2 separate regions of the Homo sapiens genome follow, and region 2 is linked to region 1. The links are chromatin loops, found by intact Hi-C in ENCODE. Cell type or tissue: endothelial cell of umbilical vein. All regions are shown on one strand. Each heading gives the region's core, and the rest is flanking DNA. Links, peaks and the distances in the headings are about the cores only. Region 1 holds the start of LDB2 (LIM domain binding 2). Region 2 overlaps LDB2 (LIM domain binding 2).

What was found. Peaks named below come from ENCODE experiments on the same cell type or tissue, not always from the same donor. Only the 100,000 strongest peaks of a DNase experiment are listed, where the experiment ranks them.
Region 2: a loop joins it to region 1, with 2.2 times the contacts of the local background. A loop is called at or near these places in 2 of 110 quality-filtered maps.

What each region holds. Positions count from the first base shown.
Region 1 is chr4:16,894,500-16,911,422 of GRCh38, reverse strand. LDB2 (LIM domain binding 2) reads left to right here and starts at 12,778. Exons shown (of 8, transcript NM_001290.5): 1 at 12,778-13,069. The coding sequence starts at 12,938. LOC107986188 (a long non-coding RNA gene) reads left to right here and starts at 16,303. Exons shown (of 2, transcript XR_001741396.2): 1 at 16,303-16,477. RefSeq lists enhancers at 2,138-2,679, 2,680-3,221. In endothelial cell of umbilical vein, for the core only: no CTCF peak of the experiment used is centred there; DNase peaks (open chromatin) are centred at 12,372, 12,882, 14,352 and 16,782; H3K4me3 peaks cover 3,661 bases; H3K27ac peaks cover 2,641 bases.
Region 2 is chr4:16,680,240-16,688,239 of GRCh38, reverse strand. All of the region lies in intron 2 of LDB2 (LIM domain binding 2), which reads left to right. Among named protein-coding and RNA genes, the nearest start is that of LDB2, 210 kb to the left of the region's middle. In endothelial cell of umbilical vein, for the core only: no CTCF peak of the experiment used is centred there; DNase peaks (open chromatin) are centred at 1,879 and 3,939; H3K27ac peaks cover 3,111 bases.

The DNA of each region.
Region 1 (16,923 bases), core at 8,924-16,923:
ACAGGAACTATGGGATGGCTCCTAAGGAGACTCAGCATTGTCCTGCACAGCAACTGCCTCAGAGAGGCCATCCAGTTTCCTTGGGAATGCGGGGTGAGGCCCTTCAACCTGCTGACCCAGTCTACCAATTCAAATGGTAGTGTCATCCAGAAACACCTGCACTGCACAGACACATTCAGAATAATGTTTGATCAACCGTCTGGGCACCCAGTGGCCCAGTCAAGTTGACACATAATATTAACCATCACCATTTCCAACACTTGCCTAGCAGATGTGATGCATTGTGGTGACAACAAATGTTTACCCATTTCAAGTGAACATATGGGCCATTGTGTCCATAGAATATTGATTGGTTTTGATATTAATTTGTCACTGATGACATATTTCGCAGCATGTTGCATGTTTTGAAAAGTTTGCTACATATTAGTAAGTGCATCCAGACCTAGTTTGTCAAGATGTGCTAAGTACACGATACTCTGTGGGTGCAAGTTTCCAGGCATAGGGCTCAGAACCTCTTACTCCAGTTAATGAATCAAAGAAAAGGTTGAATTATAGGTTAGGGAGTCAAGGAAAGCATGCTCAAGAAGTGGCATTTATGGGCCGGGTGGGATGGCTCATGCCTGTAATCCCAGCACTTTGAGAGGCCGAGGTGAGCATATCACCTGAGGTCAGGAGTTCGAGACCAGCCCAGGCCAACACAGTGAAACCCGGTCTCTACTAAAAATACAAAAATTAGCTAGGCATGGTTGGCCTATAGTCCAAGCTACTTGGGAATCGCTTGAACCCGGGAGGCGGAGGTTGCAGTGAGCTGAAATAGCGCCATTGCACTCCAGCCTGGGTGACAGAGTGAGATTGTCTCAAAAAAAAAAAAAAAAAAAAAAAAAAGAAGAAGTGGCATTTATGTCCAGTGCTGAAGGATGAATTCCAGGGAATTCTTTGCCCTGTTGTTTATGATTGTGAAAAATTAAAAAACACTCAAAGATTTGTCAGCTACAGTGCTTTGCATCCATACGGTGGGTTTCCTTCCACTAGCTCCCAGTGGAGGCATGGTGGCTGGAGAACTCAGCCCATGCACAAAGAGATGAGCTGCTAGATCCTTCTGTACAGCCTCTACAGTGGAGAAAATCAGAGCAGAAAATCAGGTGCATTTCACATTTTTCTTCACACTTTGAAGTATTGCATGAGTTTTCTTCATGAATGTGTATCATGCTCATCAACATAAAAATGAAATCAAAATTAAAAATTACTGGTGGGACTATATCCACAGAACTCATTTATAGGGCAATTTGGCAATATGTAACAAAAGGTTTACAAAGTACATGCCCCTTGCCTTAAAATGGTTTTACTTTTAGAGTTTTGATGTGGACACATATGGATATACAAAGAGATATAAGGATATTTATCAAGGATTGCTGTATTAGAGAAAAATTGGAAATAATGCAAATATCAACAGCAGGGGACATTGAGATCAGTTAAGGTCCATTCCCAGAAGGAAATCCTCCGTGGCTCTCAGAAATGATGTGTAGAAAACTATGAATGAGAATTCACTTGGGAAACAAAGCAGATAAAAGCAAAAAGTGGACTGATAAAAGCAGTGAGTAAATGCTAAGTCCCTTGCAAACAGGAGCGACAGTAAGTGCAGTTTTCAGGAACACAGTCGTTTCTCCAAGTTACCTCAGCTATTAAATACTTCAAAGGCGATGGCAAATGACAGGGGAAACCTGTTTGGTTCTGGAAAATGTACCATTCTGTACAGTTATTTTCAAAATAAATTGTTTGATCTTGGATTAGGGTAGAGCTTTTATGAAAGAAAAACATACATGTGCTTCAGATGTCAGTCTCAGTAATAAAGGGACTCAAAAGTCAATTCCACGAAGGCGCAGGCTTGGGGATTCCTTTGTCAGAGAACGATTGTCTAGGTCCAAGTCGCGCAGAGGAAGTTTGTCCTTGGCAGGCTGTGTGAGGCTGTGCAGCACACTGTCTTTCTCCAGCCTCCAGGGTGTCCGGAGGCATCCTGGTGTCAGCCGCCAATCCAAAAGTTGTCTCTCAAAGCTCCAGGGGAGGGAAAGAGAGGCAGGAGGCACATGGCTGAAATCAGGATGAGTGACAGCAGTTCTGGCAGATCGGGCAGGAAAATGGCTCAAAGTTAGTTCTGATAAAACAGAGCACGAAGAGAAAATCATACCACAGATAATAATTTTTAGTAAGTTAGAACACAATTTTTAAAAGGCTGCCATTTATTCATTTGTAAATATTTGCCACCCATTCTGGGACAAGCACAGTTTAGTGGTACGGCAGTGTGTGTGTGTGCGTGTGTGTGTGTGGGGGGGGCGGGGAGAGAGAGAAAGAGAGAGAGAGAGAGAGAGAGAGATTTGGAGGGAGGGTTCATATAAAGATTAATATGTACCTAAATAGAAGAAGGAGGACTCTATTCCTGTTTGATAGCTCCCTGTGCTTGGAGGAAAACTTAGCTAACTCAGCAGGGGTGGTGTGAGGATCCAATGATATAATTTTTTGTGAGTTACCAGACCTTACATTTGCATGACAATTAGTAGGCAATCAGTAAATGACATTAGTATTGTTATTGTTATTACCCTTGTTAGTAAAGGAAAAGAAAACAGGTGGGTCTCCTTGCAGTCTCTTCTGTTTTGAGCCAAGTCAGCCTCTTTGTGGTTGGGTAGCAGAGGCTTTGCATGCAGAACCCATATCCATTCTCTATTAGTTTGCTAAGGTTGCTGTAACAAAGTACCACAAACTGAGTGGCTTCAATAATCAGAAATGTATTCGCTTACAGTTCTAGAGGCTAGAGGTCCAAGATCAAGGTCTCGGCAGCCCATGCCCCCTCTGAAGGCTCTAAGGAAGACTTCATTCCTGCCTCTTCCCAGCTTCGGGTGGTTTCTGGCTGTCCTTGGTGTTCCTTGGCTTGTAGCTGCATCGCTCTAGCTTCTGCTTCCCTCTTCATGTGTGTATCTGTGTGTCTGTGTCTCTCCTTGTAAGAACGTTAGTCATCAGATTTATGGCTCGCCCTAATCCAGTATGACTTCATCTTAATTTGATTACATCCACAAAGACCCTATTTACAAATAATCTCACATTCACAGGTACTAAAGGTTAGGACTTGAATGTATATTTTGTGGGTGGCTATACCTATAAATGCACTCACCTTCTGGTAACAGAACCCTGCCATTTTGTTGGGTCCCTGGATTTAGGGGGGCCAACCTGCCCCGGGCTGGGGGAGTGGGCATGTGACCCAGGACTGGCCACTCTCTTGGCTGCAGAGATTGGTTTTTATGTCCGAATCAGGCAATGAGACACAAAACTGGGATTTTTGTTGGAACTCTTGGAAAAGAAACCTCTCTTTCTGCTGGGCTAAAGTGGGAGAATATGAACCCAGCCTTACCCACGGTCACCACATGGGCAGAGTCTACCAGCAAGTGAGGAAAGCCTGCCTACAGGGGCGGCCACAGGTTCCAAGTCCTGGAGATGTAGTTTGGGCCCCTGGATCCTACTGAACCTGAACTCAAATGCTTCTGACTTTTCCAATTAGATAAGCAAATAAATTCACTTTTTTTTCTTTTTTACTTAAGACATTTGGAGTGTTTTTTTTTTCTACAAGCAGAAGAATCTTGAATGATACTCTGTCTTCATTCTCTCATTTATATTTTTCTTATTTCATGAAAAACATGTGTCACCTGCCCTCAAGCAGCTCACAATTGAGTGTGGAGATGAACAGAGACTGTGGACCCTCCGAGAGCATCAACAAGGGGAGCCAGACGCCCCTCATTCCACTCCCATTCCACCAGCTACTATCTGTGAGACCCACAGCAAGTTGCTCAGACTCTCTGAGCATCTGTTTCCTCACCTAGAGAGTGGGAACAAAATAGTCTTTTTCTTATGGGATTGTGTTAAGGATTCAATGAATCAATATTTATAAAATGCTTGGAACAATGCTTGACACTTCGTAACAGCTATTGGCTATTAGGGGCAGAAAATATTCCTCAATTCGCATAACAGCCCTATGAAGTTAGTGCTATTATCTGCATCTTGCAAGTACGGAAACTCAAGCTAACTGCAGTGATATGACTTAACCCAATTGTCACACTGAGAAAGGTTCAAAGCTGGATAGAGAATACAGCGTCCTTGACACTTGGCTGCATGGTCTTCCATAGGTCAGAAGTGGATCACAGAAGTCTCAATAGCAGCTCTGAGGTCTTCTGGATATGAAATAATTAATGATGACAAAGGGCTTTCTAGGGAATTGGTTCCTGGAAAGGGAGCCTCTCAAGTTATCAAATTTGCCCAGTTTGGTTTTCCCAGTACCTGACTTGTAGTAAGTACCCAATTGCATTAATAAATGAACAAAAATAGCCTTTATACATCACTATTATATGAATAGCTCAGCCTGGAATTAAGAGATATAATTTGCCAGGACAGCTCCAGGGATGCATTCAGATATTTCACCTATTTATTTTCAAAAAATATACTGAGTTCCTGCATGTGCCAAACCTTATGTGAAATTCTGAGTGTACAGAATTTTTTATACATTGGTGTATAAAACCAGCACATTGTCAGCCCTTGTGGAATTTATAATCTCAGAGGAAACACAGGCACAGGCAATATACAAGTAAATAACAAATACAGATGTAATTACAGATGGTGATCAGTGTCAGAGACCTAACAAACAGAATTCAGTGAGAGAAAGTAATGGAGCATGGATAAATTATTTATATAACTTGGTCATGGATGGCCTCTTTGAACAGGTAACATCTTGAGCTGAGAAGGAGCTAGCCATGCTAAGGCCAAGAGAGGAGTGTCCTACAATCTAGAAGAAAGAATCTGACATATATTGGGAATGAAGTAGAAGTGTCATGGCAGGTGGTGTTGGCTGGGTGAATACAGGCACAGATGTGGTTGGAAAGGCAGGAGGTCAGAGAGGATCTGATCCCACAGAGTCCAAAAGAGGAGGGCCCAGCACATTGCAGGTACTCAGGGATGACCTGTTTAATAATTAAATGAACATTAAGTGGTCCATGCTATGAGGTTGGATTTCACTGTTGATACTCTTGAAATAAGCTGTTCTCAATGGCTATGGCCTTTCTTAGTCATTATAATTTCTAATTACATTTGGCTTAGTCAAGAAGACATTAGAGCTGGGCGTGGTGGCTCATGCCAGTAATCCCAGCATTTTGTGAGGCCAAGGCAGGCGGATCGCCTGAGGTCAGGAGTTCGAGACCAGCCTGGCCAACATGGTGAAACCCCGTCTCCACTAAAAATACAAAAATTAGCGGGGCATGGTGGTGCACACCTGTAATCCCAGCTACTTGGGAGGCTGAGGCAGGAGAATCGCTTGAACCTAGGAGGCAGAGGTTGCAGTGAGCCAAGAGCGCACCATTGCACTCCAGCCTGGGCAACAGAGTGAGACCCCACCTCAAAAAAAAAAAAAAAAAAAAAAGAAAAGAAAAAGGACATTAGAGAATGACAGCAAACACCTCAATAAAGGAAATCCAAGACAATTCTAAGACTGCAGGGTAGAGACAGATTTCCAAGCTCTTTGATGTACTCAGCAATGCCCTTCTCAACTCTGAATTCAATTTATAAACTTTGAAAGCCTGGACAATGACTACTGGTGCTGTTTAGAAGATGACCTTGAAGTTCCACAAAGTCATAAAAGATCTTAATTCTAGGTGGTAGCCAAGAACAATGAGAGCTTTTTCAATATCTGTTCTGGGTCTTCTGTTTCATGTGCTCTGAGAGAATTTTCTGAACAGATGTATGCTGGGGACTTTGTTGACCAAAATCAACTTCCCAAAGCATAGTTAAGTTCTTGAGTCGCTCTGAATCTAATTTATCCTCCTTGTATTAGCAAGTCATCTTGCTTGAGCAAACCACTTATTGGCTTCCCAGTGCCCAGGCGATAAACTGCAAATTCCTTCAGATGGCACTTTCAGGTCTCCTGGAATTGAACTTCATCATCTTTTTACTATCTCTGCCTTCACCAAGTTGTTTGACTTTGCTTGATGTCAAATATGTTCATTTCCATGGTGTCCGCTTTGCTTGGCGTGAACTTTCTCAAACTTTCATCTTAGTCTTGGGACTGATCCTATGAGGCTAAATACAAATGCCAACTCCTCTGTGAAGCCTTCCTTGATTTCACTAGTTTGAATGAATCCCTCCTTATTTCAAGGCTCTTTGTAAATTAGCATTTTGTTTATTAATATGGAGATGCCTATCATATTATGCCTTAGACCTTTTTTTTTTTTGGCCGCTTCTCTACTGCTCATGCCTCCTCCTTATCCCAGCCTGCCTTCTATACTTCACAGTGTCACTTTACATGTGCTTCTGATATTGGTTAATGCCCGTTGCCTCTTCTAATAATAACTAATAATTATGAGGACTTACTAAATGCCAGGCACTGTTCTAATCAACATATATGCATTAGCTTGTTTTATCCTCATAGGAATCATAGGGTTGCTATTAACTCCACTTTACAGATGAGATGAGAAAACTGAGGCAGAGACAGATGAAATGCCAACGTCATACAGCTAAATGCAGGAGTCACGATTCAAGCCAAGGCGGTGAGGCTCCAAAGCCCATCGCTGACAACATTATTCTAGACCACCTCTCTCCTGGAGTAAGGGATTAGTTCTGTGTTTCCTTCGGTTTGGTTGTTGGAGCAATATTACCAGCACTTGGCATGGTGCTTAGTACATAGTAGGGGCTCAATATATACCTTGTTGAATGAAAGAAGCATAGTTTTGCATGTCTGCTAAGTTGCCTGAAGGCAGACACTAGATGGCAAGGGGCAGGAAGGCAGGTAGCCTGTGTGCCACATCACCTTGGCCTCCCAATGATCCCTAGCACCTAAGCAGATGCTGGGTACCTAATAATCATGTTATTATTTGAGCATTTAGATGTGAGGGTTCTAATGCTGTCAGATGTATTTGCTAATCCTTAGCAACAATCTTATAGACTAGTTTTTATCATTGTCCCCATCTTGCAATGAGATGACTGAGGTGCAGAGAGACTGAGTCATTTGCTCAGGTTCACGTGACAACTAAGTGGTGGCACCAGGGTTGAAATCTGCCACGCCTTCTATGTTTTCATTTATCTGTATTCCTCACCACATCTCAGCTCTACCTTGCCTTTACCTATTAGTGAAATGCTTATTGACTGAAGAAGCAGGTTGTATAGGGCACAGTAATAGGTAAGGAAGGGTTGGGCGAGGTGGCTCACGCCTGTAATCCTAGCTTTTTGGGAGGCCAAGGTGGGTAGATCACCTGAGGTCAGGAGTTCAAGACCAGCCTGGCCAACATGGTGAAACCCTGTCTCTACTAAAAATACAAAAATTAGCCAGGCATGGTCGTGGGCGCCTATAATCCCAGCTACCTGGGAGGCTGAGGCAGGAGAATCGCTTGAACCCAGGAGGTGGAGGTTGCAGTGAGCCAAGATTGCACCACTGTACTCCAGCCTGGGCAACAGAGCAAAAACTCCATAAAAAAAAAAAAAAAAAAAGAAAGAAAGAGGTAAGGAATGGTAGAGAAAGGGAATTGAAGAGTGGTAAGAAAGCTGGCTGTCTGAAGCAAACAGTGCTTGGTTGAAGGATTTGGAAAGGATGCAATTGATAGATTAAGAAAAAGGACAATGTTTCAAATACTTGGAAGAACCAGGCAGGTAAATGGAAATTAGGGACATTGGAGGGGACGGCTGTAGAGTGACAGAGACCATGGTGAACGGGCAAGCACAAAGAGGCTGGCCCCACTGCACACTGCCATGCAGCAGGGATGGGGCCAAGGGTGGTCAGAGCTTATAATTTTTCAGAGAAGATGAAAATCTGGATTGTATGTGAAATTCTTCACTTTTTAAACTGTGGGTAAGTATTTCCACTTAAAGGAACAATAATCATTCTCTGGGTTAAACCTAAGGTGAATGCAGCTAAATTAGGTCCCGAGTGTAAAGGGCAGGCCAGCTTTTAGAGCACCCTGAACGTCTGCATGAGGACTTTGGGAACTCATTCATACTCAATACACAAAATGATGCGTAAACGAGCATGGCTTAATCTTTGGGGGTAATAGAACTGTTGTGTTGGGGGTTAGACTTGTTTATTCTTTGCTAGGGTACAAATACTGCATACTTGCAATTCTCTATGGTTTTCTGAAGGAGTTGATTTACAATCTTAAAATAAGCACTTTGTTTTCTTCACTTCTTAGCTCATCCTTGACCCAGAAGACCAGTCATAGCTGATCCTTCAAGAAGCAAGAAAGAAGACAAACAGATGAACGACAAAGACAACCCGGTAACCTGGCGGTGCAAAGGATTCAACTCCTAGCTTGTGGATTTAGGAATCTATGCTGGGAGATCTGGGACAATAACAAAGATGGGAGTGGTGATTTGCAGGGCAGGGCTTCAGGGACAGGGGTCGGAGCGAGGCAGGGGGCATTGAGTGTCTGAAACTAAGCAAGACAACGAAGAATAAAATCCAAGTGAGGGGAGCCACTTTATCCTTTGCTTCTTCTTCCATTTAGTCAGGTCCATGTGTCTTGAGCATCTACTATGGGCTCAGCACCACGCTGGCCACCGGGGACAAAGAACAGAAATGCCCTTGAGATGAGGATGGACCTGACCTCTGAGCAGCAAAATGCTTAAGTCAAGCAGTCAGGCAAACTGGCTGTGAATTTTGTCTCTGTCACTTATTCATTGCATGACTTCAAAGAACTTTCTTAGCCTCTCATAGCCTCAGTTTCCCATTGGGTAAAATGGGAATAGTAATCAAATCAATTCCATAGATTTATTGCAAGATAAACTAAGAGTGATTGTGTAGACCACTCAGTACAGTGGCTGGCACATAGCAAGTACTGAACAAGTGACAGTATTTGTTCCTTTTATGTATTAATATAAGTCCTCTAATAGAAGAATATAGAAACTACACTACACTGACGACACCAAGGGGGAGGATGAATTTTTTTTTTTTTTTTTGAGATGGAGTCTCACTCTGTTGCCCAGGCTGGAGCACAGTGGTGCGATCTCAGCTCACTGCAACCTCCACCTCCCGGGTTCACATGATTCTTCTGCCTCAGCCTCCTGAGTAGCTGGGATTACAGGCATCTGCCACTACACGTGGTTAATATTTTGTATTTTTAGTAGAGATGGGGTTTCACTATGTTGGCCAGGCTGGTCTCAAACTCCTGACCTCCTGATTCACCTGCCTCGGCCTCCCAAAGTGCTGGGATTACAGGCGTGAGCCACCGCACAGAGCTTGCACTATAGTTTAAAATTATGTTCCCAAATATTTACTAGCTCTTCTACACTGTCTTTCCCTTGCCCTCACTAGATGGCAAGGGGCAGGAAGGCAGGTAGCCTGTGTGCTATGTCACCTTGGCCTCCCAATGATCCCTAGAACCTAAGCAGATATCAGGTACCTAATAATCATGTTATTATTATTATTTTTATTATTATTTGAGACAGGGTCTTGCTCTGTTGCCCGGGATGGTGTGCAGTGGTGAGATCTCGGCTCACTGCAACCTCCACTTCCCAGGTTCAAGCGATTCTCCTGCCTCAGCCTCCTGAGTAGCTGGGATTACACGCACCCACTACCATGTCCAGCTAGTTTTTCTTTTCCTTTTTTTTTTTTTTTTTTTTTTTTGGAGACGGAGTCTCGGTCTGTCACCCAGGCTGGAGTGCAATTGCACGATCTCGGCTCAATGCAACCTCCATCTCCCAGGTTCAAGGAGTTCTCCTGCCTCAGCCACCTGAGTAGCTGGTCAGGCACGTGCCACCACACCCGGCTAATTTTTGTATTTTTAGTAGAGACAGGGTTTCACCATGTTGGTCAGGCTGGTCTCAAACTCCTAACCTCGTGATCCGCCCGCCTCGGCCTCCCAAAGTGCTGGGATTACAGGCGTGAGCCACTGCACCCGGCCTATCATGTTATTATTTGAGCGTTTAGATGACAGGGTTCTAATGCATTTGGATGTATTTGCTAATCCTTAGCAACAATCTTATAGACTAGTTTCTATCATTGTCCTCATCTTGCAATGAGATAACTGAGGTGCAGAGAGACTGAGTCCTTTGCTCAGGTTCACGCGACAACTAGATGGTGGAGCTAGGGTTGAAACGTGCTCTGGCCCTGCTGTTGGCTCTGCCTCTATCCACTGTGAATGGAATATTTGTTGAATAAATAAACAAATGAATGTGTAATTTAAAAAGATTTATGGAGGAGACAATTTAATTTAATAGAAGGATAAGTAGCAGTTTGTAGGTAAACTAGGGCCAGAAGTACAAATGTGGCCATGCATAAGAAAGATTGCAAGTTTAGGAAGATCAAGTATAGCAAATAAATAAATGAATGAACACACAAATGAGTAAATGAATGAGTGTGTGTGAGTGTGTGTGTGTATGTGACAGAGGGAGAAAGAGACAGCACAGAAGTGCGGGTCTTACCGAGCCCTGTATGCCATGTTCCTAAGGAACTTGCACGTTTTCCTTCTGGCAGCAGGGAAACACTGAGGGGGAAAACATGGGACATGATCGCTTTCACTTATCTGAAATCCACATTCTCATTTGAATAAGGACAGACCACAAGTTAGAAGAGGACTGTGAATCTGTGGGCAGGGGGACCAGTTCGGAGACTCCTGAAATAACGGGGATGAGAATCAGGGATATGGATCAGCATTATCAAGTTTCAGATAGTTCTGAAATGAGAGTCTTTCACTATTAATGGCAAGAAATATTTCCAATTATAATTGGCAATGGTCTGCAGAAACAAATGAGAGCAAACCAGAACCTTATTCAGAGAGGGATTCCCTTCCTAAATGGATTTTTGAACTGTTTCATTTTTTTTTGTTACTATTGGCCTGCACAGGCCTGCCTAGGTGTTACTTTCATTCTTGCACTGAAATGGTCACATTAACACAAACTCAGGCAGACACTAAACTTTCAGAATGTCTTTAGTTTGAGAGTTTAAACATAAGGAACCATTAGGTTTTGCAGTGGCTGCCATACCAAAACGTAAATCATGCCAAAATTGTTTGAAATCCTGTCTTTAGAAGGTTGTGTGTTTTGACAAACCTTGCAGCAAATTTGGTCCAGCTTTCGGATTTGTAATGAAACCTGAAACCAAGCATTCTCGCCTGCCTTGGGGTCTCCTAGCGCAAGTTCCAAGCAGCCTTAGTGTAATACCTACCCTAATCTCATCCTGGGAAGCGACATTAGTGTGTTAGGCTGCGCTGCTGGAAGTTTGGGGTGGACTCAGCAAATATTTCATGCAATTATGAAGAAGGACTGATCAAGACAGCAATACACTTTTCTGTGTCTGAGTATTTTTAAGAGTGTAAATTGCAGAATTAGCAATACTCTATCCCCTGTTGGCTAGTGACTTGGAGATACCCAAGCCATGATTGGGGCAGAAAGTTAATTAATCTGCTTATTAAAAAGAAGAAATGTCTCATTTGCATGCATTTGCATTCAGGTCTTGAATTCATTATGCTTTTTGGTGGTCCTTTGCTTTATTTCCTTAATACCACTGACCTACCTAGGTGTTAGCTCAATACATTTAAATTTTGTGTGGCTGGGCTTTGTTTAAGTGTCGTATCTCTGGTTATAGTGGGTTCTAGCAGAATTTGATTATTTTATAGATTGTTTAATTCTCTATAGAGATTTTCCCCTTCCATGGGCTGTTGGGATTTCTTATGGTTATCATATACCACAGTTGGGAAAATATTTGTTTACTTGACCAATCTTGGAAAATACAGACTTTGTCTCCATAAGAGTTGGACATGTTATCTGGGGATGATCCATTCAATTATTTGCAATTTCCTTCTCAACCAAATTTTCCGTGGTCATTTTTGTGGCAGTTTTCTCCTTCTTTGCTTTTCCTGTCTTATTGGGAGGTCTGTTTGGGTTTTTTGTTTGTTTGTTTGTTTGTTTTTCCTTCCTGGGAAAAAAGACCATTGCTCTCCTTAAGTGTATTTTATACCTTCCACATTCAGAACGACTGTTTTTACCTGAAAATGCCCAGGCACCTTAAGGGCCTGAATGAAGTCTTTGGAGAAGAGGGAGGTGGCTGGGAAGAGGGGTGAGTGGGGAGAGATGGGAGTGAGATGGAGTGGAGGGCAAAGAATATAACAGCCCTTGGAACAACAGCAAGTAAAGCAAAACTACATAGGGAGATTAGTGCTGAAATAAATCTCTGCATGTGAGTGAATCACCGGTCCCAATTCGGGGCACCACAGTGCCCGTGTTTCTGTATTTTGTAGTAATCAACATTTCTGATACATTACAACAGTGTGGTTGTCAGGGGTGAGCGGCTCATGTAGCGGTTAGACCACCTCTATGCTAACAAGCTTAGCAATCAGGTTGTGAAGGGTCCTGGCTGGAGGAAAAAAATTAAAACCAAACCTTAGACCTCTTGTCAGACTGTGAGGAGAATTATATTTGTGAACTAGTCTACAATGTGGACAGGAAATGACCTCTCCACAAACTGCTTCTTTAAAAACAAGCAGTGGTGCCTAAAGCTATCCAGCTCCTCTCTCTCTCTCTCTCTCTCTCTCTCTCTCTCTCTCTCTCTCTCTCTCTCTCTCTCTCTCTCTCCCCCTCCCTCCCTCCCTCCTCCCTCCCTCCCTCCCTCCCTTCTTCCCTCCCTTCCTCCATACCAACCTCCCTCCCTCTCTGGAGCTCCTGCTCTCTCCCTCTCCCTCCTCTCCCGTGCTCCCTCCCTCCCTCCCTCTTTCCCTCCCTCCTCTCCTCTCCCTCTCCTCTCCTGCTATAGAGGGCTCCGACAGCAGTTCCCAGCCAGCGTGTTCAGCCTGCCTGCCTGCCTGCCTCTGTGTGTGTGTGAGCGTGTGTGCGTGCGTCTACTTTGTACTGGGAAGAACACAGCCCATGTGCTCTGCATGGACGTTACTGATACTCTGTTTAGCTTGATTTTCGAAAAGCAGGCAAGATGTCCAGCACACCACATGACCCCTTCTATTCTTCTCCTTTCGGCCCATTTTATAGGAGGCATACACCATACATGGTACAGCCAGAGTACCGAATCTATGAGATGAACAAGAGACTGCAGTCTCGCACAGAGGTAAGTACTTCAACCTTGGGGATGTGTTTGTGTATTTTTGTTAAGCTATGCATGAGCTTTTCCTAGGGTTTCTGGCTGAATTCTATGGGAAGTGTCCCACTTGATACTACCACGTACGTGGAAATGAGCGCCAGGATGAATCCACGAGTTTGGACGCTGGGTTTCCAGGCACAGCAACTCTTGTAGCAGAGGACAGTTTCTGCCGGAATCTTGAGACAACCCAGCACTTGATTCACATGCCGGGTTTCCAGAAATGTTGCTCTTCCAGAACTCTGGTGTTTTACAGGCTCTGAGTCAGTCCTGTTGGTGTTTCTTGAGATATAATTCCAAGGAATTTTGTGATTGTTTGCATCTGGCTATATATATATATACATATGTGTATATATATATATATATATATATATATACATATGTGTATATATATATATATATATATATATATATATATATATATATATTTTCTTTTTTACAAATCCTAGAGGAAGTCTGCTTTGACCTGTATTTACTTTTCAGAGTCACCAAAATCGAGGTAAAAAGGGGCAGAAGAGTAAACCTGCCTACTTCTCAGAACTAGCCCTGGAGGGACACATGTTTGTATATTTCAGTGTTAAAATCAGAAACCAGTTGCTTGGGGCAAGGGGACTCTAGACTTTCTCCTATTGCTGTCGGCCGTGCCCCCCTATCACTCTACCTTAGGACAGGAGCTGGTTCAGCTTTCAAGTCAGCTCTAGTTTTTGCATATTTGAGATCTTGTGCCTGAGAGAGGGAGACTCAGCCTCCTAGGCAGCCAGCAACTCTGGGAGCAGAGAGAACAGGACTTTCAGAACTTTTTAAATGCAAAACTCCAGACTCGCCTCCTGCAATTTAAATATTTTATGTCAGTTGACTTTTTCTCTGTGCTAGCTCAGCTGGCAGGTCTTGCTGCTGGATTGTCCATCTGCCTGTAAGTTGGGGCTTTGTGTGGAAGTGTTCGGAAAAGGAGTTTGTTATAGGTGCACCAAAGTCACTTTAGGAAGTGGAAATTGCTAGGAATTTAGTCTTCTCTGCAGAGTATAAATACCACAAGATTTATGCCAAAGAGCTTTTAGGGAATAGCTCTGGTGGAATTTTAGATTGAAGATTGACTTTTAACTCTAGGAAGGGACTCCATTAAGTTTGTGCTATGGGATAAAACACAGTTGGCTTGAATTGTCAACAGAGCCATAGAGAATTCATGACGTTTCGTGTATTTAATACAGCTAACAAGATGTGACCTGCTTTCTGATTGGCTAACTGCTGGACAAGGACTTATATGTATTTTAAAAGCTGGGTTGTCTTTAATGACTGCTGTTTTCTTTATATGTTAATACACCATAGACGCTAAATATGACTGCTGGTACTCTTGCTCTTTCTAGAAGCCAGTAGCTTCTATAGAAGTGCAAACTATGTTTTGCTTAGGATAGTGAACTGTTGGCAGTGACTGATATTTGTGCTTGCTGTTTTGTGTATGTTGCTTTGTGTGTGTAACAGTTTGTATATTTCCTTCAGATCTTTGCAACTGTGTGTTGGAATCTTAAATCTCTGCATAAACCATTGGTTGACACAGGCTGCTTTCATAATTAGGAGGATAGAAAATGTCTTATAGTTCAGGCACACATTAATTGCAATACAAATTTGGAAAAAATAGTCTTTTAAAAGTATGATTAGTTATAAAAAAAGAGGCCAGGGACCATTATGGCTCAATTCTTGAACAGCAACAATATTTAAAAATGACCTGTCCACCTTACATTTTAGAAAGTTTTTGAGGAATTGCAGAGATTCTTCTCCATCCTCCTGCAGTTAGGAACACAGGCAGCTTTCTCTGATATCTGCCTGCCCTCCTGCCCATTACTGAGCACTTGGCCAGGTCTGAGCTAGGAGACTTATCTGCAAGATTTCCCTACTCTTGCCCTCATTAAAAAAAACTGCAGGATTCAATATGGTCCCAGGTTTGTTTCCCATTTGAGACAAGACATTTGAAAAGACCTCCTTTCGCAGTATGCTTTGCAAAGATGGTACATTATTTTTTGTGAGAGCTAAACTCAGGAATTCCTAACTTTTGGATTATGGGGTATTACTTTTAAAGATTTAGCTCTGAGTAGAAAAAGACTACTTCATAGCTCAAGAACCAAGAGAAGAAAGCTTGCTATGACAAATCTTAAAGATTTTTTTAAACCTCCCTGCCTGTAACAGTAAAGTGCTATGAACTGTTTTCTGGTGTGTCCTAGAGCTAACCGTTTACATTTTTCCCTCCTTAATTAGATAATTTTTCAAATAATTATTCAAATAATTGCCTCAATACTTCTTTTTTTCTTTGCTAAGCAGTAAATACTGTCATGAACGCAATGCCATACATTTGTTTTTATTTCATATGAAAAGGGGAGAGAATCAAATAATTGCTCCTAAGATATTTAAATATTTACATCAAATATTAAATTTTGATCATGATGTATGTACCTTGAAAAAAACAATTTTCATGTAAAGTTACACTATACCTTTACCAATAATTGTTATTTATGATAAAGCTGCTCTGAGTTCTGGAGAGGGATTGGTTGGGATAAAATACAATGATACTCAGCAAGAGTTATTAGTTTATTCACATGCAAAATCAAATATGCCTTTGAGTGACTACTTTGAGAATTTAGCCAAAGCATACAACCATTTTGGGCAAGACTGACTCACCCATCCCTCTTCCATCTCTCTCTTCCTCTCTCTCTTCTGGTCCCACTCCTATAGTATATAGTATTATTTCATTAAGTCCTAATATCTCTCTCACACACACACACACACAAACACACCCCACTGGGTAATACTCTCAAGTCTTCACCCCTTTTTGAACATGGACCTGGCTAGAAAAACAATATATAGCAAATCAGTATGTGATGAAGAAATTGTAATCAAGTTTCTGGAAATTTCCTAGAAACCTCCTTTTTTATATGGAAAGAAATTAGTAAAGAACCATGATGTTTACCTACTCTCCTTCCATGGCTGATCCCAGGGCATTTTCTCATGGGGATCCATGCATTTCTTCCAATTAAATTAAATCAAAGTTCTTCAGAAGCCGGGAAGTTTGAGTTTAAAGAGGATGGCATTGGGAGTTAATATTATTTCTAACTCTTACAAACTAGTTAGCATGGGTCTTGGTTCCTCATTTGCAAATTACCAACAGTGTCCCTTTAATTGAAAATTCAGATTTTCTTTTTTTTTTTTTTTTTAGCATGAAAAAGTATTATGAAGTAAAGAGTGCAGACATTATTTCTTTGCTCATGGTATTTAGTTCAAAATCACAAAATCACAAAGAGTTCTTCATGTTGGCACTACGCTAATTAAAAAAAATACCATAAACACCAGAAAAGTGTGAGTTCCGTTATGTATTTTTCCTGTTTTGAGGTTTTTTTTTCTTTTATCAATATTACACATCCAATAATAAAATAATTGGGTAATGGTGAAGAAAACTTGAAGGTCCAGTTTGGTTTTAAAGCTAGCACTTAAAGCAAGTAGTTCCTGGACCAAGTAGGTACTCATTAAACATTTGCTGACTAGCCAATCAGTGAATCAGTAGACAAAAGGAGAGAATTTGAAAACCAATGCATTTAAATTAGCACCTTCCCTGAGAAATACAATTCTGAAGTTTTTTGGGGCCTGGTATCTCCTATTGAGCTGAAGCAGCTTTGCGCCTCTGCTTCTCACTCTCCCTAAAGTGTTCATCTCACATCCCCCACATTTATTTTATGTGAGGTCATTTAGATCCATAATCTTTGTGGCAGAGGAAAGCAAGTGACTAAGTACTAACAGGACCTCACCTCTCTGTAAAGGAATAGGCATGCATTAAAAAG
Region 2 (8,000 bases), core at 1-8,000, 210 kb after region 1:
GTTCCTGAATCCATTTGCTGTTGAACTTCTGTATTCCTACTGTGGGGAGGCCACTCATGTATGCAGAGTAGTTGCAAAAACAATGCGAACTTTAAGGTCCAACAGGTTTTTCAAGTTCAAATTCCCATTTGTGCATTTCTATACCTTGTAACTTGGAATAATTCACGTAAGTCTTTGTATCTTATTTTCTTTATCTGACTCATAATGTGGTTCAGAAGCTAACGTTCAATGTAAAAAATTTAGCCCAATGCCTGCCATTTGTTAGGTGCTGAACAAGTGGGATACTACTTTTCTGAATCACTGTAGGCAATGTGTGTTGAATTGGATAAGAGCTCCTTCTCTACCAGTTTTGCCCCCATATTTTTGCTTATGATGAATAAGGTTAATTTCAGTTCCAAAACGTGCTAACTTCTCTTCCTGAGAATTTACAAGACAGTTCCTAGAATCACATATTCTTACATGTTAGCCTTTTTCCTGATCTCCTTTTTGCTCCAGGCCTAGCATGGTACCTTGTACAGAGAAAAGGCAGGGTGGGTGTGGGAGGGTGCAGAGTTCCTTACATTGGATGAGTATAGCACATTAGTTGATATGGGTAAGTACATCTCCCAGTTGGGTCTGATAGTGTTTGGTTTCTAGAGAAGTCCAGACTTAGTTTACTTATTCCTCTTCTTTATTATTATTTCCATCATTAAAAATATGATCCTTATCTTAGTTTCTGCTGCTGTGCAGACTGGGTGGCTTAAACGACAGATATTTATTTTCTACCATTTTGGAGGCAGGAAGTCCAAGATCAAGGTGCCAGAAGATCTGGTGTCTAGTGACAGCCTGCTTCCTGGTTCATAGGCAGCAATTTACCTGCTGTGTCCTCAAGTGGCAGAGAGTAGAGAGCGAGAGAGAGAGCAAGCTCTCAAGTCTCTTTTTATAAGGGCACTAATCCCATTCATGAGGGCTTCACTCTCATAACCTTATTACCTTCCAAAGCCCTTACTTCCTAATACTATTAAATTGGAGGATAGGATTTCAAAATAGGAATTTGCAGAAAACATAAACATGTCGACCATAACAATTCATAACAAGAAACTCATGGCATTACATTAATGAACTGAAGTTAATGGTTTTTTTTTTCAAGTTTATAGAGGAAAGTCAGGCAATCTAAATGTATATACAGTATTTTTTTCACCCCATATTTCACTGGTAAAAAGAAAAATATATATTCTCAAGCATTCTTTCTGAAACATTAGGATGAAGAAAAAGGAGAGGTGGAAAGCAGAAAGTAGGGAAGAGGAATAAGAGACCAAAGAGACTAAGAAGTCAGACTTTGAAAGAGTGAAAGCTGGAGGAATAAGGATCCCCCCAACCCCACCAAAATTATGATTTGTAGCAAGAGCAAGGATATGCATTAAAAACAAAGAAAAAATCAGAATGACAGTTTTTTGTACCCATGGACCTATATGCTACTGGCAACCTGAGTTTGAGCAATTCCTCATTGATTGATTGATTCATTCATTCATTCAGAACCAGGTGGAATTCACCTGCAGTATCCTAGGCTCTGTAACCATGTCAAGAACAAGCTAGTACTCCTGACTTGGATTCTGACAGTCTCTCTGCCTTATTCATCTTCTGACAGCTCAGTGGTTTGGAAGAAGCAGTCTCTGATTTTTAGGTTTGAAGGGAAGGTTGTTTTCAGATTCTCTGCCTCAGTTGTCAGCATTTCTGCCCAAAGATTCTTATCATTTCTTGAGAGTCACACACAAGAGCAAGAGCACAATCTGTGAGGTCACGTAGTCTTTCCTTGCATGTTTTGTCTTTGGGCAAGTTGCTTAAGCCATTGGAACCTCAGCCTCTGCATCAGTAAGAATGAGAGTAATACCACCCACTTTGGATCATGATTATACAAGATTCCAATGTGATGACTAGCACAGTAAAAATAATAAAACTTCTTCCTAATTGTGCATTCTGCAGCCATCTCTTAGGATGTAGGTTATTGGCTTAGTATGGGATAAATAGTCACACGGAAGGGAGAATTTGGGCTATTGCTTTGTGAGGATCTAGTTAAGGGGGTCAAGAAATCCTCATTTATGGTTACTCTCTGCTTCGAGTGGCTCTCTGGCCAGGGAAACTGAATTCTTAATATTGTGATTAGCTTTGATCTGCCATGTTTACATATTTTGACTTTTGCCTTTTTTTTTAGACAGAGTCTCTCTCTGTCACCCATGCTGGAGTGCAGTGGCACGATCTCAGCTCACTGAAACCTCCACCTCCCAAGTTCAAGTGATTCTCTTGCCTCAGCCTCCAGAGTAGCTAGGACTACAGGCACACACCACCATGCCCAACTACTTTTTTTTGGATTTTTAGTAGAGACGGGATTTCGCTGTGTTGGCTAGGCTGGTTGCGAACTCCTGACCTCAAATGATTCACCTGACTCGGCCTCCAAAAGTGCTGGGATTACAGGCATGAACCACTGCGCCTGGCCTCTTTTGCCTGTGTTTTGGTGACCACTTGGTAGAGAATGCTTCCGGATTCTGAGGGTGGGCAGCTTTGCTTGTGATGTTAGGATAATAGTGAAGAAGATTCCTTTAAACTAGTCATGAAATCACGTTATTTGGATTCCATTCACATTGGGACATCGAATCTGCTTCCTTCCCCCTGCTACTTAATTTCACATACATGACTTTATTTAATCCTTTCAGGTAGAGAATATTAGGTCCATTCAACAGGTGAGGAGATGGAGCCTTATAGAGTTTATGTAACTCATCTCACCGTGTCCTCTGAGTCAAGTCAAAGGTTTTTTCTAGAGCAGTTAGCTTTCCAGCAAAAACAAAACAAAACAAAACAAAAAAACAAAAAACAAAACAAAACAAAAAAAACTTGAGAGATGTAAAAGGTATCTGAGGTAACCTCAGCTAACTCCCTGATTTTAGGGAGGCAGAAACAAAGACCTATTGAAGTTAAATGGAGCGAGTGAGGATCGCATCCTCCATACTGGCAGAGCCAAAATTAGAACCTGGTCTCCTGGGACTCAAGCTCTGCTCATTAGCAGCTGGTAAATATCCTTTCCTTTCATCAACTGTTTATGATAGAAGTGTTATTTATTTTATACAGAAAGTTCTAAATAAACCTGAAAGACATAGCTCCAAAATAGAAGAGGAAAACTGAGGCCCTTTCCAAGCTATACATGACAAGATTTTCCATTTTGGGTTTTCTGCCATTTCATCTCTAATTTAGGAATCAGTAAATTACAGCTTGTGGGTCAAATGCAGCTCATCGCCTGTTTTTGTAAGTAAAGTTTTATTGGAACACAGCCATGCCCATTTATTTACATTTCATAGCTATAAATACAAAGTAGAGTATCTGTAAAAGAGACAATATGGCTCATAAAACCTAAAACATTTACTATATGGTCCCTCACAGAGAAAGTTTTCCAGCCCCTGCTTTAGTTAATACTTGTTATTGGCCTAGAGTTCTGAATTTATATTCTTTAATAAGTTTTGCTTTCCCTCATAGATGATAATGTGTGGTGGCGATGTTATCAAATCCAAAATCCAAAGGTCCAAATGTTTCTACTGGGCTAAAACCTGAATATATTAGATCTAGACTTTTCTTCATCTTAGAGAGCAAATTAAAAACAAGGTTTCGCTATCTAGATAATAACACACCACCTTTTCAAAGTGTTTTTCTCCCACAAAACAAGAAATATACTCTGTCAGCAGCTCAATAAGCCAAAATATGATGAATGAGTAATCAGGGAATATATACATATTTTGTAGAAAATTCTTGACGATTGGAATTCTACCTAAATCCAGCCATTCTTCATTTGTTAGTTCTTATTATGATTGGACAGAAATAACTGCAGTCATGTTTTCTTCTCTTAGAGTCATCTGGCTTGTATTTCTGCTTGCACACATTAAAAACAAAAGGCACACAGAGCAAAACTCACACGAAATTTCCGCTGAGATTAGCTTGCTTCGAGTCATGACTGTTGCTGTTTATTTAGCAGACTTTTATCACGTCACTAAAAACAGATAGAGCAGAAATTAGTTGCTGATGTAAAAGTTGCTGTAGAAAAGAGAAAGTTTGTATCTGTTGAGGAGCCCATCACATTAACTGTGATAGACGTGGCATTGCTCTTAATAGATCAGTTCCCATTTTCCATGGAGGAAAGTAGTTGCTGCCAGCTGGCTGCCCATTCAGGAACTATAATGCCAACATCCTATTTTATGTTCCCTTATATCTAGGCAGGTCTTCTGATCCATTACTGCTAATAGAAAGTGAGATAAATGATGTGTGTTGCTTTCCAGCTGGGTGGTTAAGAAGCAGGTGAGCCTTCTTCTCTATTTTCCCAGATTAGAAGGATTAGAGGCTCTGCAGGTGATGGGGCCACAGGAAGGAAGAGCTGGGTCTTTGCATCCCTGCAAGGTAAGCTTCCTATTGAACCTCCCCGTCAGAAAGTAGATGAACAAGAAACAAATTTCTGTTGTGCTAAGCTGCTGAGCCTTGAAGGTTCATCTATTATGGAATCTAACATTAACGAATATGCTAATCCATCATTCTACTTTTATCTATCCTGGCACCTTCGTAAGGTGAACAATTTCTAGTGGCAATGGTCTTCACTGATAGAAGTTTACCCTCTTCTGGAAAAATACTTCTCCACATTTCTGAGCAGTTTTACTCCTGTGTTCTTTGTTAATTGGTCCTGAAAAATGACACAATTTTAGAGCTGAAAGAAACTTTGGAGATTACAGTCCAAGCAACTTCTTTTACAGATAAGTTTTATAAATGGTATCAAGTGGTCAAGGTCCTGTTTGTAATTAATGGTAGCACTAGCTCTAGGTTGCAAGTGTTTTGATTCTCCTGAAGCTCCATTTTTTAAAAATTTCACCATGGTATACATTTTTAGACTATGTGAATTTATAATTGAAATTATGTTAGCTCTTGGGATTGAGAAAGCATAATATTAGTATTAAGGCAGGAAGTACGCCTATGTGACATCTTCCAGCTGTACAGTTATCTACAAGGGGAATTTTCCAAACATGAATGTATTTAGAGATAAATACAGTTGTTGGTTTTGTAATGGATTGTTTAAAGTTACACTTTTTGCGGGGGGAGGTGCGGTACTCCATAAACATTTAATTAAGTTTACCTCTCATTTATCTCTGAGATAGAAAGCTCCCAAGTGGGTTGAGTTTGTCAGGCTGAAAAACTGCATTAGTGCAATTTACCAGAGAGATTTGTAAATAGGAAAGGCATTCATTAAAGGACATGTCCCAGAGTTACATGTCTTTGGTAGAAAAATCCTGTATGTCAAAATGAAAGTGGGATGAATCAGAGTTTCTTGAGAGGTATTACTGGGGGCTCAGAAGACAAGCCTCAATAGCTAGCACGCTGTTTCCCATCTTGGTTGTGAACAAGTAATGACATAAAATACAGCATTAAAGATTAGTCTGAAATGTTACCTTTGGTTGGAGGACTCAACATGAAGTCTGTCTCAGAATTCTGAGCCTCAGAACCAGGTGCAGGCAAAGCTGCACTGGGGTAAGTCTTTTCCCTCCAGGAGCTAAGTTGACCTCTGGGGAACGAAGAAGGGAGGTGCTAAGCTGAGCATACCAGGGCTCTGAAATTAACTGAGCTGCCATCATAGGAAAGAAACATCAGGCGTGGGGAGGCAGCATTCCCAACCAACTGGTGGATAGTTCAGAAGGGTGAGAATAAACATTTACTGGGTATCTAACAATATTTGTCATTATTCTAAGTGCTTTATGAAATAACATTGGTCATTGTCACAGCCACCTTGTGTTGAGGCTCAGTGGGCTGTGAGGAGGCAGAGCGTTCAGTTGGTAAATGAGGGAGGAGCCAGCTGACGATGCCTGGTCTCTCCATTTCCTACAGGCATTATTGTACTTATTTTTCTATCTCTAATAATCCTTGTCCTCAGAGAAATAAAATAAACTGCTTTTTATGGCTGACAGAATCTAAATTGGGATTTTTTAAATTTTAACTAGTTACTTTTTGACTTGTTTCTAAGGCTTTGCTTTTTCCCTGACAGATTAAAATTATTACAGTGTGAGAACATGTGCTTTTTACTTATTTAAGACTCAAATCCATCAACTATCTTAAACAATTATCTTCTCTCTGTCTATATAAAATAAACACGATGATGAGCAATGTTCAAATGATATTAATTTTTAAAGGTATGTAGTCACCTGGAAAATCAGTCAGTTCTGCATTTTACTGTAAATCTTCATTTATAAATAGGCACCCGTCCTCTGTCTCTTGATGGTTTAACTTAATGCCATTAAAAGTAGAAGAGATTTCTCCAGCTCTCAAGTTGCAGAACTGGAATCAATGTATGTTGTTAAAATGAAGAATAGAGGCCGGGCACAGTCGCTCACGCCTGTAATCCCAGCACTTTGGGAGGCCAAGGCGGGCAGATCACGAGGTCAGAAGATCCAGACCATCCTGGCTAACACGGTGAAACCCCGTCTCTACTAAAAATACAAAAAAATGAGCCAGGCCTCGTGGCGGGAGTCTGTAGTCCCAGCCCAGTGCAGTCCCATCACTGCACTCCAGCCTGGGTGACAGAGCGAGACTCTGTCGCAAAAAAAAAAAAAAAAAAAAAAAAAAGAATAGAATACAATTCAATTATTTGCCTTATCCTACAACAAAATGATTGAATTCATTCTTATTGCTATGTAACAAATTATAACAAGCCTAATGGTTTGATGTAACACCTATGTATTATCTTTCAGTTTTGTAGGTCAGAAGTCCAAATGGGCTCAACTGTGTTCTCAGTTTAGGTTCTCACAAGGCCCAAGTCATGGTTTCAGCTGGGTTGGGCTCTTATCTGTAGGGTCTTGGGGCTATTTTACTTGCAAGCTCATTCAGATTGTTTGAAGAATTCAATTTCCTATGGTTATAGAACTAAATCCCCAATTTCTTGCTGGTTGTTGGCCAGGGACACCTCTCAGCTTTTGGGGGTCACCCACATCCCCTTTATCCAGTCAGGGAAAACCTATTTCAAATTGAATCCCTTGAACAATTAAAATCTCTCTGATTTCCTCTTCTACAACCAGCCAGAGAAAACTCTGTTTTTAAAGGGTTCATGTAATTGGTCACTTTAAATTTCCCACTTCAAAAATTTCCATATTTTGAGGACTGCTGATTTGGGATTTCATTTACATCTGTAAAATCTCTTTATAGCAGTACCTAGATTTGTATTATATTGAATAACCAAGGGCCAGTAGTCCTGAGGCGCATCTTTGAATTTTGCCTACCACAATCCTATTTTCTTGTGACTTTTCATCTTAATGGTAAATTTCCAGATTTACTACTTAATTGACTTGTGGGTGGGTGTTTCTTTCTTTGGTTGTGTAAGTATCACAGACAATTAATTCTGAAGAGTTAAGAGAATTCAGACATGTTGCATTGTAGGAGGGTTCTTGTTTGTTGTTTGGTTTTGCTCTCATTTGCCTTTTTCTTTCCCCCAGTTCTATATACTGTGCAGGTTATTTAAAAAGTAGAGAAAGGCTCTGAATACAACAATGAATATGAGCGTGGCTTTGGAGTTGGACAGACCAGGACTGAAACCCATGCTTCTATACTTACTTGCTGCTTGGCACTGGGCATGCCACTTAGCTTTTCTGAGCCTCAATATTCTCATCTTTAAACTAGACGGAAAGTTTTTCCAGGGGATCTTTGTAAGGGGAGTAAATGAGATAAGTAAGTCCTCAGTGCAGTTCCCTGCATACCATAAGGACCCTGTAAATGGTGATTATTTTACTATTAATAGCTCACATAGTGAGTTTTGAGAAGGCAAGCACTTATGCTCTTTGCCAGAGGTGGTCTTGAGATGCAGTTGGTAAAACAAAGAGCAGGCTGAAGCAGATGGTGTTTCCCTGCTTCCATTTCACTGAGTCAGGAGAAAGGTGTCTTCGTTTGCACTGCCATGCCAAGAACACCATAAACTGGGTGATTTAAACAACTGAAAAATATTCTTCAAAGTC